Linked DNA regions of Mus musculus: region 1 is linked to region 2. A link is a loop called in an ENCODE intact Hi-C map of the cell type or tissue named here. Cell type or tissue: heart. All regions are shown on one strand.

Evidence for each region. Hi-C counts contacts between places; a loop is a spot of excess contacts. Peaks named below come from ENCODE experiments on the same cell type or tissue, not always from the same donor. Only the 100,000 strongest peaks of a DNase experiment are listed, where the experiment ranks them.
Region 1: it touches region 2 in a loop (7-fold over the local background); 4 of 42 quality-filtered maps call a loop at or near these places.

The regions. Positions count from the first base shown.
Region 1 is chr6:21,048,391-21,056,390 of GRCm38, forward strand. No RefSeq gene overlaps it. Among named protein-coding and RNA genes, the nearest start is that of Gm23960, 39 kb to the left of the region's middle. In heart, no CTCF peak of the experiment used is centred here; no DNase peak of the experiment used is centred here.
Region 2 is chr6:21,106,482-21,114,481 of GRCm38, forward strand. No RefSeq gene overlaps it. Among named protein-coding and RNA genes, the nearest start is that of Gm26373, 18 kb to the right of the region's middle. In heart, no CTCF peak of the experiment used is centred here; a DNase peak (open chromatin) is centred at 4,940.

The sequences.
Region 1 (8,000 bases), 58 kb before region 2:
GATGAAATGTAATGTATGGATAGATATTAGTTTAGCATATGAACAACAAAAAATATATCTTTGAGGCATGATATTGTGTGCAGACACTAGAGACCTATACACACATGATAGGAGGACACCGAATTGGGTTCACATACTCTCTGCTCTTCATTTCAACTTGTCATATTATATTGACTAATGTTTTAAGTTTTAAAACAATACAGTTGATCAGTAATTCCCAACAAGCTTCGTTATGCTTATATACAACATTAAAAAATGTTTACTTATTATATGTTATTAACATTTTCTTCAGATATATTCCATAAATTTTAATTTTGACATTTACTTCTTAAATCCCAAAAGTTACATAAAGATTAATAATATAGTAATAGGTAGATTAAGCTACTTTTTCAATTTATTTTCCAATTTGAAGATGTACTTGAGAATAATTAATATACTAATACTTTGTACTTTAATAAAATTTATTACATATTTTCTAATAAAAAATTATACATATTTTCCTTTTGATTAAATTTTAAAAATATAATACTAGATTTTTTTGATACAATCATTTTTAGGTTTTTAAAATCTTTCAAAATACTTGAAATTGGATCTCCATAAAAGGATTTTAAAGCTCTAAATGGATATTCGACCTTAGGAAGAGTACAACATAAAAAAATACGTTTTAATATATTTTTTCTTTATTATTACTTTTATGCAAATGATTGTTTTTCATACAATATATTGTGATTAGGGGTTCCCTCCACCACTGCCACCTAATTGCTAGGCAATCTTCTACCTTTCTCCTTCGACCTGAATCCACTCTCTTTTTGTCTCTTGCTGCAGAGCCATCAACAATCTAGAGAATAATAATAAAATAAACTGAAACAAAAATCAGACTTTGATAGGACAAAGGAAGCAAACAGAATAAAAAGCACCAGAAACTCATATTAGATGCACAGATACATATTCTCACATACAGGAATTCCATAAAAACACAGAAAACAGAAACTTACATACTTGCAATATATACTTACTTACAAGGAACATGTAAGGTTTTATAAATATACCCTGTCAAAATATGAGAAAAAGAATGTGCAAAGATCTCATTTAGTTCATTTTTTGTTGGTCATCTATTCTGAACATGGGGCTTGCCCTTAGGCATTGTCTGTATCTGCAGTGAGACTCTATTGAAGAAAAAATAAATTTTTATTTGCCAATTTTTATCAATTGGAGATAGCTTCTTGGATAGGGATGGAAGCTTGTGTATATTTTTCCTTCCAATGCTGGGAGCTCATCTTGTGCAGACACGTGTGTGTGCTGCTAACACAGTCTCTGTAGGTCCATATGTGAATCACAATTTATTCCTGATGTGTCTAGAATATCTTATTCCTTGGAGACCATCATCATCTCTGGCTTTTACTATCTTTCTGCCTCTTCTGCAAAACTCCCGGAGTGCTGAACAGAGGGATTTGAAAGACTCATCTCATTTAAGATTGAGTGTTTCAAGGTCTCACACTCTGTACATTTTCCAGCTATGGGTCTCTATATTTGTTTTCATGAACTGCAGGAAGAAGATTCCATGGTGAATGCTGGGCAAGGATGAGTATAGCTGATTGTAGGTAGGGATACATTTTTTTTTTTTAGCAGAAAAGCAGTACTCGGTTTTACTTTAGGTCCCTGACCTATCCAGTCTCAGGTTCTTTGCCACCTGAGCTGCGTTGAGTTTTGGATTCATCTCATGCAGTGAAACTTAAATCAAATGAGATAACTGGTTGGCTACTCCCACATTCTGTGGGCTGCTATTGCAATAACGCATCTTGCAAAAGGTCATCAGTGCATGGTGAAGGTATTGTGGCGGCACTAAGGTTCACATTTCCCCTTTGACAGAGAAGAGTATCTAATTATGTCACTAACATTAGTCCATAACAGGGAGGTAGCAGGCCGATTTCTCCATGTTCAATGAGTTATGACAGAGTTGTCTTCAGTAATAGGGTCTTATCCGCAATGTGTGGAGAGCAACCAATACCCTTGATAATTGCCTTGATCGCTTATTTAAAATTCTTATGTTTTTAATCTATCATTTTCTGTAAACTATTCATTGCCTTCTTTTTCTTTTCTTAATGGCTTCTAAGACAGAAGTCATCACTTTCAGAATATGTTTGGCTCAAAATGTAATGATGTATAAAATACATACAACACACACACATATACACATATACTGTCTCCTGCTAGGCATCATAAACTAATAAAATCTTAGTAATATGAATATGTTATCATGTTGGGAGTTGTTAGCCAGTGATTCTTAAAGACCTCAAACATTATAATATATTGTCATTTTTTTTGATACCTACCAGGACTTTATGATAAGAACCCACTTCCAAAGATATCACATATATATCCTTAGTTATAGTAAAGTTATAGCTTTTATCAAGTTGGTATAGACCTGTTTGCTTCCTCCCTACTGGCTAGGTTTTATAATTATAGAACATACCGTACAGCTTACCATAGTAGGAAAGCAGTCATCAATGATAGCTCTCTATGAACCTCCAAATTACAATGACTACTGTCCTGGTGAGACCTGTCTACTGGTGAAAAGATGCAAGAACAACCTCAGAGTAAGCCAGTACTTTCTGATTAGACTTAATTCTTACATCACAAAATGAAACCTATATATCAGCCAGAGATAGTGGAAATATCTTGTGGACACAGCAGAAGCTGCATATATAAACCCATAATAGTTGTAACACCATCAACAAAACCTTAAAGAACAGCAGGATTATATTCCAGCATTCAAAATGAAGTTGGGCACACAATCCCATCCCTAGTCAGGGAATTCCTGACAAATTTAGTTATTCTATTAAAGAGGAGACAGTTTTCTCTGCTCGTGTGTCCCTGGTAAGTCAACCATATTTAAGAAGAAGACTAGATATCCAAAAACTTTTGAACAGCACAAATATGTGTTTTGAAGGATTAAAAAGTGAAAAGGAAAACAAAAATAAATAAATAACTACAAAATTGGTTGGATAGTGAAGAAGAATGGATCATGGAAGATTTGACAAGGAGTTAATTATGATCAAAGTATATTCTATGAAACTCTCAAAGAACTAGTTAAGCCTATGGAAATGATGTAAAATGCTTCATATTCATAAATCTAACTCACTCTCAGTAAATAGTCTGTGGAAAAACAAATCAAAATTTAAATCTGACTTGAAGTTCATGAACTCCACGTTTCTACATCTAGTTTGTGGTTGATTTTTACGTTACATAAATAGATTAAAGGACACATCATTTCTGCTTCCATCTCCTGTGTGTGCAATGCTAAGGCAAATATTATACAAACCCAAGCAAAATGTGACAGACGACGCTCAAGATAGAGTATGAGGGAGAAAAGCATAGTACTTTATTTCAGCATGGCTGGACTAAAAGACAAGCGAGGTTTTAATCATGTGCAATGGAGAATCTAGAGTCTCCTGTGTTTGATTTCAGTCAACAAAGCCATGTTCATTTACTTTCATGACTGGAAGTAGTGCCCCTAAATTTATGATCCCACACCATCGCAGTAACAAGGAGAGCAGGCCTGTTTGTGACAATTATACACCAAAAGATGACCATCACTCCCAACTCCTGCAATAACTCACCCCAGTTTTGGAGAAACTCTGCCAAGTTTCACAACTCTGGAGAAAGTTCAAATTATTTGCATCCTCAAAAGATTAACAATTGTGGGTGTGATCACATAAAAACTTCACAAATAAGGAGTTCAGGGGCCTAAAGTTGCAAAAAAGATGATCTGGGATATAGTCAATTTAGGTTAAATATTTCTCCAAAGATTTAAACAATTGTTACAGTCCTCTTTCTTGTACCTTTATCCCAAGTTTCAGACAACGGGAAAATTCTGCTTCTTGAGCTGTAGTGTTTTCTGATGTTTTCAGATTGTGTTTAGGAAGTAGTTAATTTGCTACATTGATATTTATTTTATTTCAGAATTCTCAGGGACTCACCATGATGGCAATTCCTCATATATATTTGATTTCCAGTGTCAAATTTAATTTTCTTTTCATGAATACTAAATTTTCATTTTAATAAAAATGAATAAGCTGTTGTCATATTATCTTAAATGTATTTAAAGAATTATCTTGTCAGCAAGCTGTGACAAGGCTTTTTCTTCCCGAGTTGCATGTTTTCTTTCTGCTGTTTTACTTGCTGTGATAATTAGGACCTCTCACAGTATAATACAAGCAAGCAAGGTGGAAACCATTCTTTTTTTCTTTTCTTTTTTTTTTTTTTCTGTTCCAAAAAAAGAAATTAGACTAATATTTCACCTTTAAGTGTTAAGTCTTTTATAAGCTTGTGAGAAGACTGTGACTGAAAAAAAAAAAAACAACAAAAAACAAAAAAACAACTGAATACTATGTTTCTAAGAGATTTACATATGATTTGAATCTTATGAGGATATTCTCTCCCTTAAAAATAGGGTTTGAATTATAACATTTCTATTGTAGATAGTAATTTTTCTGCTATGTTGTTTTCTCTGAGTGTCTTATAGGGTTATGATTTCAGTTGGAGATAGAAACCCACCAACTTTTCTAATATGTTTTATATGCTTTTTTTTTACACTTAAATATTTAATGTCTCCAGAATTACTATTGGTGTATCCTGGTAGTTTACTTAATTTATGTTGTCTGTTCAATGTCTGGAATACTATAATAGCATCTGTTTCAATTCCCTATTATAAAATAGAAATTATCATAGTGTCTTATGCCTGAATATGCAGCTGCTCTACTTTAGACTTTATATCATTGCTGAATGTTTGAATGCTTAGTATTTAGCTTGTTTTTATATAAAAATAAGGATAATAATGTCATAAGAAATTTTATAAACATGTCCAACCTAGATTTTCATCCCTGGTTATTCAATCAAGTGCCACCCTAGTTACTGATCTAAAACAACTTCATAGACAGACTTAAGGTTATTTACACCCTCATATTAAGGTTCTTAATATGAAGAATAAAAAATGATCTTGAATAATCCAGGTGGCTAGTATAACCTTTGCTCTCCTAAGGCAGCAGGGATATTGGTCAAGGACATTTGTCTTCAGATAAATCAGGAAGGAAACACAGAAGAAAAGAGATCTCATGCATATGTAGACAAGACTTGAACCTGATAGCTGCTTTGAATAATGGACAAAGATGCCCAATGTATACAGGCAGCCTCTAGAAGCTGGGAAAGATACTAGCAAAGAGAGTTCCATCACAGTAAAGAAATGAATGCAACAGATGGTTCAAATCTGTAAAATCTTTCCAAGAGATGAAAATAAGAATCATAGGCCTACACATACTTGTCTCTGGGCTTATAAACCTGTTTTCTATATTGTATAACAGAAAACAATGGATAAATCTTTGTTTATATAAACCATGAAACATTAGATAATTTGTCACAGCATCTATTTGACATTAATGCAAAAGCACACAGCAAATGATGACTATACCCATTAAATCATTTTGTTTGGGTAAAATACTAAGTGTAATACTGTCAAGTATTTGAAAATAAGTCTGTTTATTTTTAAATAAATAAGGAAATAAATAATTCTGAGTTTATTAGTAGTAAACACTCCTAAGAAAATCCTAGGTATCTTGGAAGATAACAAGTCTAACTTAGTGAATCAATAAGTTTCTTGGACTTATTTATAAGAATAGGGATGGCACCAAGGCAGTTGTATCACCTAAATCATGTGCAAGCATTGGTGATGACTCAGAATGCCTGCATCCCTGGAGCTCCCTTGGGGGAAACCCAGGCAGCTCAACAGTTCAGAGGTTGGCATTCCAGAGAATTTGTTACTGCTTTCAACCATGGAGAATGCCATTGTGGATCTTTCTGATTTCAGGAAATTCTTAGCTATCTTGTGGTGTCTTTGCTTCTTGAGTCTTATAAGATTTTTTTTAAAACTTCCTGAAACTTAAAGGGACTCACTCCAAGAATATTTCAATATATCAGATTTTTCCATCACCAATGGGTGACAGAATATCAGCTAAGATTTTGATATTTGGAGATTGCTGGCCAGCCCATTTAAGACAGAAAGTATCAACACTAATTTGATTTTTCATAAGCCCACGAATTACTTTAATGGAAACTACCAATTCTCCCTTGTGCATTTCAAATTCTGTTTATATGATTATCAAATATAAAAAATTGATTTTATATATATTTTAAACCTCTTGGATCACATAGAAAGATACCATGAAATATTGTTGTATCTCGGCACATACTTCAGGCAAAATTTTATTTATTTATTTATTTATTTATTTATTTATTTACTTATTTACTTATTTACTTATTTCAATGCCTATCTATTTATAATATATTAAATTTATATATTTATAAATATATTTATGTTATGTATAAAACATTTGTTTATTTATTTATTGTCCAAGCTGGCTTCACACTCATAGAGATTAACCTGTCTTTGTTTCTTGAGTGCTAAAAGAGGACATGACCATTCCTGGCTTAAGAATTATTTATAATAATATTTACAGAGCATACCAGCATATGCTAACAGGTACTTAAGTTGAGACCTACAAATTATTTTTTTTTATTAATCATTTTATATGTTTACATTTCAAATGTTATTCCCTTTCTTGGTCTCCCATCCATGAATTCCCCAAACCTATGCACCTCCCTTTTACCTCTAATAGGGTTCTCTCCCTGGGTCCCAGGGCTCCAGCCACATATGTGGCAGAGGATGTCATTGTTGGACATCAGAGGAAGGAGTGGCCCTTGGGCCTGAGGGGTTTTGATACCCCAGTGTAGGTGAATGCCATAGCAGGAACGTGGGAGTAGGTGGATAGGACAACACCCATCATAGAGGCAGGGGGAGAGAGAAAGGAGGAGGGGATTTCCAGAGGAGAGATCTGGAAAGGATATAACATTTGAAATGTAAATAAAGGAAATATCCAATAAAAGAAAAATAAAAGATGTTTCTCTCCCACCCACCCATGTACCCACTCCCACTTCACCCTTCTAGCATCCCCCTTCTCTGGGGCTTCTCTGCTACATATGTAGCAGGAGTCATGGACCAGTCTTTGTATACTTTTTGGATGGTGGTTTATTCTCTAGAAGCTCTAAGGGGCTCAATTAATTGATACTGTTGATTTTTCTGTGGGATTGCAATCCCTTTCAACACCTTTAACACTTCCTCTAACTCTTCCACTGCCATCCCAGGGGTCAGTCCAATGTTTGGCTGTGAGTTTCTGCATTTGTATCCATCAGGTGCTGGCAGATACTCTCAGAGGACAGCCATACCAGGCATTTGTCTGTAAGCACATCTTGGCATCAGCAATAGTGTTGGGGTTTTATGTCTGCTGATGAAATGGATAGCATAATGGGGGAAGTCTCTGGATGGCCTTTCTTTCAGCCTCTTCACCATTTTGTCCCTGCATTTCCTTTAGATAGGGATAATTCTGGGTTTACATATTTTAGATGGGTGGGTGACACCATCCTTACGTGTGATTCATGTCTATCTACTGGAGGTAGTCTCTTCACGTTCTATCTCCCTGCTGTTGGGTATTTTGGCTAATGTCATCTTCACTAGGACCTGGGCACCTCTCTCTGGAATCTGGAACTTTCTAGTGTTTCTCCAGGCTCCCCAGCCTACACAACTACTTATTTCTATTCATTCTCCTTGGACTTTGTCTCATTTCATTAAAGTAGACACAGATATGAATGGCTAAGGCAGACTTGTGAAGGAAGGTTTTGCTGAAGCAGATACAGGAGAGAGGATGTTCTGCTAAAGCAAGCAGATGAAACAACATGTGATGAAAGATTCTTTGCTAATGACATGCATTATTGGTCCAGCTTATATTGCATAATTGAGCTGCATTTGTCAGGACATCATAGAGAAATGTACACCAAAAAACTTGTGGTGTGCTGCAGTTTGTTGCTACTTCCAAGGACTTGGACTGATTGGATACAAGGGCTGAGGCGAGACCTGTACTGAGGCAAGTCCTGTGCTGAGGCAAAAGCCT
Region 2 (8,000 bases):
CAGAAGTAGTAATTTATTGAATTTAGAGCTTAAAACTACGTAGTTATTTTTCATATACTATAATGAGAGAGGCTGAGGAATGATGTGAGTACTAGAAGTTTCATCACTTTTTATCAATTGAGATCAGATAAGAACAAATAAAGGGGAAAAATAGTGACATTATAAGAAATAGTCTAGCATCTATTTACATCCCAATTCCCTTTGAAAAGCACCTTAAATTGTTTTTCTGAGATATTTCTTTATATTGAATTAACAAAATATTAATGAAGAAAAATTTATAAAATACCAAAAAGTAGAAGAGAAATTTTTCAGAAATGTAAACATTCAAAAGATTACTTTGGTAGTAAAGATTCCATGAAAAAACTGAAGTGTTTTGGTTTGGGTTTTCTTTTTAAAATAATGTTAGAGAAGCAGAATGCAGATCAACCTTACAAACTAGAGTGATACTAGAAAAATAAGGAGGATAGTATCTGTTGCGTTCTGTGTTCTGGCTCAAAGGCTGAGAAAAAGATAGATTGAAATGATAAGAATGAGATAATAGGGTAATAGAGACAAACAGAGCAGTGACCATTCTGAGGGCTACTAAAACAGAATGACTCAATCCAACCTGGAAACTGATTTAAAGAAATGATACCACCAGAAAATGTCCATGAAATGAACATTAAACCAAAATGCATCAGTAATCCAAAATATGCCCAGTATGCCAAACCACATTAAAAGATAGAAATCAGTATTGAATTATATACCAGATATTTGAAGAGTCAGAAATTGTTAAAGCATATTTTATTTAAGTGAGTGGAAAGGAGAATAAATGTTCAGCAAAGAGAAAACTGAACAGAGCTCAGACACAAACAGAAACAAGGCAGTAAAAATGTGGAAACACTGGAAATGTTTGCAAAGGAGCTGGGCATGGTGGCGCACGCCTTGAATCCCAGTACTCAGGATGCAGAGGCAGGCAGATTTCTGAGTTCGAGGCCAGCCTGGTCTACAAAGTGAGTTCCAGGACAGCAAGTGCTTTGCAGAGAAACCCTGTCTCGAAAAACAAAACAAACAAACAAACAAACAAAAACAAACAAACAAAAAGGCAAAGCAAAGTGGAGATCCTCTCATATGTGAAAAAAACAGGGAAGACCACATTTCATATTTGTGTGTTGGGAGTGGGGGGGGGGAGAAATCTATATACCGACATTTTGCAAACCAAAAGTGTTTCCAAAATTAAAAGAACAAAAACCAACAAACAAACAAATAAAAAGACATGTACAAACTTTGAAAGCATGTGAAATCGCATAAATATACAGTTCACATTTTGAAGCAAGTAGAATTCTGAATTCAAAAGGAAAAATGCTACAAATTCTAACAAGGTGAAAATATGTTACAAAATTAAAAGTTTTAGGGGGATAAGAGAGTGAGGGTTGTAGTAGTAGTAATTTAGTCTTCTGCAGAAGATGATTAATTAATAAAATAAATTATTAGTAATACTAACCCTCTCATTGACTTTTTGTTCAGTGTCTCATCTGTTGTGACAAGAATGATTCTGGTAACTGCACCTTCAAACATTGTCTCTTTCTACTGTAACAAGACATACCAGTTATCTAAACATCAGACCATCCAATAAACATCTTCCATCCATCTTTGTGTTTTCCACGAATTTGTCTTAGCAAAACATCCAGGAGGAAGTTAACATAGCTTACTCTTTTGTTTAAAACTCATTTATGTAGACCTGATTGTTTCAGTAAAGGACATCAACACATTTAAAATTTTTTATCGACAGTCGCCAGTGGACCTTCCATGCTGCAGATGCACTAGCATGCCCAGGATCTTAGGATCACTGGTAAGTGGAACACAACATCTGTTCCAAGACGAATACGAGGGGCCTGTAACAGCAGGAGTAAGGACACAGGAGCCCCGCCCGACCAGCAGCTCAGGTTCCTTCTGCTCCATGCTGGTCTACTTTGGTTTCAAGCACAGTGGACAGCCCCATGGTCCCCAGAGGAAGTATCCCTTCCAAGCACTGTAACACACCCAGGAACTTAGGATTCCAGGATCCCAGGATCCCAGAAGCTTGGTCACATAAGGATCTCAGGGTCTCAGGAAGCTTGACTGCCAAGAACTCTTGACACACCCAGAATCTCAGGTTCACAGGATCCTGGAGTCACAGGATCACAGAGAAAGCTGGACTCTGAGGAGTCCTGAATCAACCAGGATTACAGGAAGGATAGGCTCCAGTCAGATATATTGAGGGCAGGGAGCATTTGAGATATTCAGATGGCAGGAGGCAAGTGTAAGAACAGAAGCAACAGAAACCAAGGTTACTTGGCATCATCAGAATCAAACTCTCCCACCATAGCAATTCCTGAATACACCTTCACACCAGAAAAGCAAGATATGGATTTAAAATCACCTATCACGGTGATGATGGAGGACTATAAGAAGGAAATAAACAACTCCCTTAAAGAAATACAGGAAAATTCATCCATTCAGGTGAAAGACTTGAACAAAACCATCCATGATCTAAAAATGAAAGTAGAAACAATAAAGAAAAAAGGGAGGCCACTCTAGAAATATAGGAAAATGTAGGAAAGAGCAAACAACCCTGAGATTTCACCTCATACCAGTCAGAATGGCTAAGATAAAAAACTCAGGTGACAGCAGATCCTGGCAAGGATGAGGAGAAAGAGGAACACTCTCCCATTGCTGGTCAAATTGCAAGCTGGTACAACCACTCTGAAAATCAGTTTGGTGGTTCCTCAGAAAATTGGACATAGTTCTACCAGAAGATCCAGCAATACCACTCCTGGGCATATCCAGAAGATGTTCCAACATGTAATGAGGACACATGTTCCACTATGTTCATAGAAACTTATTTATAATAGCCAGAAGCTGGAAAGAACCCAGATGTCCCTCAACAGAGGATTGGATACAGAAAATGTGGTACATTTACACAATGGAGTACTAGTCAGCTATTAAAAACAATGAATTTATGGAACTCTTAGACAAATGGATGGATCTGGAGGATACCATCTTGACTGAGGTAACCCAATCACAAAAGAACACACATGATATGCACTCACTGATAAGTGGATAATAGCCCAGAATTTCAGAATCCTTCTTTAAGGGGGAACAAAATACCCATAGGAGTTACAGAGACAAAGTTTGGAGCTGAGACTGAAGGAATGACCATCCAGAGACTGCCCCAATTGGGGATCCATCCCATAAACAACCCCAGACACTATGGCAGATGCCAACAAAAGTCTGCTGACAGGAGGCTGATATAGCTGTCTCCTGAGGGGCTCTACCAGTACCTGGCAAATACAGAAGTGGATGCTCACAATCATACATTGGACAGAGCACAAGGTCACCAATGAAGGAGCTACAGAAAGTATCCAAGGAGCTGAAGGAGTCTGAAACCCCATAGGAGGAACATCAGTTTGAAATAACCAGTACCCCCAGAGCTCCTTGGAACTAAACCACCAATCAAAGAAAACACATGATGCAATTTGTGGCTCTAGCTATATATGTAGCAGAGGATGGATGACCTATTCAGTCATCAAGGGAGGAGAGGCCCTAGGTCCTGTGAAGGTTTTATGCCCTAGTATAGGGGAATGCCAGGACCAGGAATGGGAGTGGGGGCTTTGGGGAGTGGGGGGGGGAGGGGAGAGGGGAGGGGAGAGGGAATTTTTGGAGGGGAAACTAGGAAAGGGGATAACACTTGAAATGTAAAGAAAATATCTAATAAAATATTTTTTAAATTGTGATAAAAAATTTTTATCATGATTTTAAAACATTATTTTTTTTCATTGCTTTTAACAAGCTGATCTCACTAGAATGTCTATAGTATGGGGTCTGACAGTAGGATTTTAGGAACCATAGAAAGATATATGAGAATTATCCTAAATGGCTTGGTGAGTTGTTTATAAACATCCTGGAAATTTTAAAAGACAATGACATATAAATTTGAAGGTTGAGTTAAGGGGTTTCTCTTAGTATAAATAGCAATTGCAACTGTAAGATTTAAGCCCCTGTTGACCACATTTTATCATCTGAATGCACAGCTTTATAAGACTCCTATTCTGGGTAGGAAACCAATGGAAGCTGTGAATTCAGAGAAAAGCATGACAATGATTGCCACATTTTAGAAATAGAACAAAAATAAAATAACTCTGAAAAGATCTGAATGACAGAGATGTGCACGCAAGAACACTGTGTGTGTGTGTGTGTGTGTGTGTGTGTGTGTGTGTGTTTCTGTGTTGCTGTTGTTGCTGCTGTTGTTGTTGTTAAGCCTAAGACCACATGAATGCTAGGCAAGTGATTTACCACTGTACAGTAGGCACAGACCCAGAAGCACAGTCTTAGGCTCATTCTTCCAAATATTTGAAAGCTTTTAAGTTCAGAACCCAGTGTGTTACAAAAAAAAAGTCATATTAATTAAAACATAGACCAATTTCAAGATTTTGATGATTTATACCAAGGATTATCTGCCTAATATATGGAGACAGGTTTTTAAAACTATAGACTATGAGACTGAGAAAATCAGTTTGGTACATTCACTAGAGATTTGGAATTTAAAGATATGTATAGCCTAAAATTTGGTTAATTATAGGTCACTAGTACATGAACTCAAATCAGTTGTCTGTACCAGAGCTTTGGAGTTCTATGAATTTCTTGGTATGCTGGGTATACTTTCAAAACATGTCCAGGCTAATATGTTTTCTCTGACATGTCCTTATTATAAAATTCTTTTAACATGTCTTTCCCTAGAGTTCTGCTCCTATAGGATCTTCCCTTGAAATCCAAACAGCACTGAGTCTTTTAAATTTCACAGCTTGCAACATAATTCTCAGGGGATATTCATCCTTGGAACTAGGTCATATAAGTACATGCCAAGTAGTGGTTTGGACGGGGCAGATAGAGCTGTTCCAGGCACAGCCTCAGCTGAGGTCCCAGTGATAACCAGCATCAAGCACCAGACAAGCAAAGAAACAAAGTGTCAGATGATTTCTGATCACCAGGCTGACTCTAAGTATAGCAGAGCCCTACAGAGCTTGCTCCCTCATGATCAAATATGTACTGCAGCAATTTAAATCTTCATAAGTTTCTGGGTTATATTATAACTCAAAAATGGAAAACTAGGGATATAGTTTTGTTTACCTTTCTCCAGCCCATAGGAGCTCAAATGACTCTTTACCCATTTCCTAGTCTGTCCTGTATCGTAGTATAAGGCCTACAAACTGCATTTGTGTACTTTCTGAAAGTTGTCTTGCCACTTGGTTCAGTAGATAAGAGTACCTAGAGGCAGTTTGCAAGGTGAGATAGGTCAGCCTAAAGTATTTGGTTTATGTACTCTTGGTAACAGAGAATGTACCCTTCAGAGACTATCACTATGTGCACAAGGCAAATGAAGTTTTGTTTTGTTTTGTTTTGTTTTGTTTTGTTTTGTTTTGTTTTGTTTTGTTTTTTGAGTGAGTCTGTTTTTCTAGAGAAATACGTGCTTCTTGTGTTCATCCAAAAGATTTGGTAGTAACAATTGCAAGAAGCTAATTTTTCTACAAGCCTATAGATACATCACAACCTACTTAAAAGAGCCTATTAATAAATTCCTAGTATTGTCAATATTGTAATTAATAGACTTTTCATTTCCTCAGTTGAACTCTATAAGTATATTGGAATAACTCCTATCCACAGATGTAGGGCATTTACAACTGCTGAAATATCCATGAGCTTTGTACTCAACCTATAACCAAAGGTGAGGGAAGCATCAATCATAAAATGAATTTTGGATATAAGGTAGCTTACAAGTGACTTAGTTAACACATATTATGATCTCTCTCCAGTTCCTGTGTTTGCTTTATAAACAGATGTGTTCAGAAACTCTGGAGACTTTGATGTGTTTGTATAAGTAAGAAAAAAGAAGTCTTAGCTTATCTACTATTTTTCAATATAGAAATATTAGTGGAAAATTATAGTGTGATACTATCACAGCCTATGTTAATATGAATTTCAGCTTTACTAAGGAGAGGGACTAATATAAAAATGCTCTTTTCCCTGGCAATTTGAATAGCAGCTGCTATTCTATCCTTGATAAGGTGATTAAGGGACTTTGTGTCAGACACTATCCTTTCCTGAGAGAAATTGGCAGTTCAGAGTTTTGAGATTAGTTGTCATTTTCTTCTGTGGTGTAGCTGTTAAGAAGCTTCTTATACTTCAGTAAATAACCTCACACATCCTCAAACAGATACTAAGGCCAAATCCCACAGGGACAGCTAATTCAGTTAAGTTCCACCATTCAAAGTCTCTACACTTTTTCCACACATCACTACTGTCTGGAGAACAAGTACTTAAACACATGAACCTAGGAGATATTTGGAATGTAAAGCATACCATCCACTGATAGTCATTGATTTATGTTGACATCTTCATAAGCTTGTTGCTAGAACAGTGGATGAATAGTCTGTGTGAGCTAAGCTGCTCATCAACTCAGAATCCTCTAGTCCATGAACTCATAACAGGAAGAGTACTCCCTGGATTCTGTATTGGTTACTCTCGTTGTTGCTGTTTAAAAAAAAAATCTGGCTAAATATAAATCAGAGAAGTAGTTTATTTTACTTACAGTACCTGGAGAGTCCAGAATGGTTAGGAAGGCATGGAAGAGGGCTACTTGGGCAAGAAACTGGCTGAGCACATTTCTATCCCCATGCATGATGCAGACAGAGAAAACCAGAAAGACAGCTCTAATTGATACATATAATATATCAATCAAAGGTGCCATGTCCTAAAACTTACATAAGGGCCTCAAACAGTACCATTTCTTTTATCAAAGAAGATGAAACTGTAAGACTGGCTTCAAATTCAGAACAGCTTTCAAATGTGAGCTGCATGTGCGTATAGTTCCACATGTTCTTATTATTACTACTATTCATTGTAATTTCTGCAATGTGTCCTTATTGATCTTGTCTACTATAGACACTATGTTTTTAAAGCTTTGATTAAAAATAGATAATGATATATTTAGAAATCCTGGTTCATAGGATTCAATTTTACCTTTATTCAAAGACAGACAAAATTGGAAAATCATACCCATGATTATTTTTACTAACATATTTGATAATCTACACGTACCATAAAAAGGAAATCCTGAATATATGTACTTAAGAATCCAGTCATATTTTCAGGTATGGAAAGCGATATTACTACAGGGTTATTGAAAAATATATTATCTATTAGAGTCTGTACATAGTCTGAAATTACAAGACAACAAAACTCTATGTTGTAGAAAATACAATAAGTCTCTTCATGAATAAGAATTTTTCAATAGCATATGGACAAAGTGACTTATTTTACATTGACTGGCTCTTTATTCAAGTATAACAGTGTTGAACAATAAATTTCTTTATCTGTTAACAAAATTATTTGTACTCACAGTTTCACATAAAATTCTCATCAAGTTTGAACTTGAAGCCACCATTACTAGGTATTAGTGACCAGCTGTAATGTCTGAATAAATTACCATATAGGGCAGGGAACAAAACAGAGGGTGGTGAAGGTCACACAGTTCATTCTGTCTGTAGACGTAACAATTTTACTCCAGTGTAATAGGTTTTCAGTCTGAATTTGGTATTCTTTCTGTCTCTGTCTGTCTGTCTGTCTGTCTGTCTGTCTCTCCCCCTCTCTCTCCATCTCTCTCTCTCTCTCTCTCTCTCTCTCTCTCTCCATCTTTGTCTCTATCTCATGCTAGTAAGAGATAATATAGAACACCACTCTGACCAAGGAACCAATTATATAAAAATAAGGCAGTTGTCTTATTCTTGCAGATATATTGGTTTTCTGCCATGTGCACCATCATCCAAAAATGTCAACCCCTAAAGAATGAAGAGATGAAAGATAGGAACCTTTCATTACTTTCCTGTAATATATATCACAATATCAGTGACAACCTGTCCAAGGTGCTGCTTTTCTTTCTTTTCTTTTCTTTTCTTTTCTTTTCTTTTCTTTTCTTTTCGTTT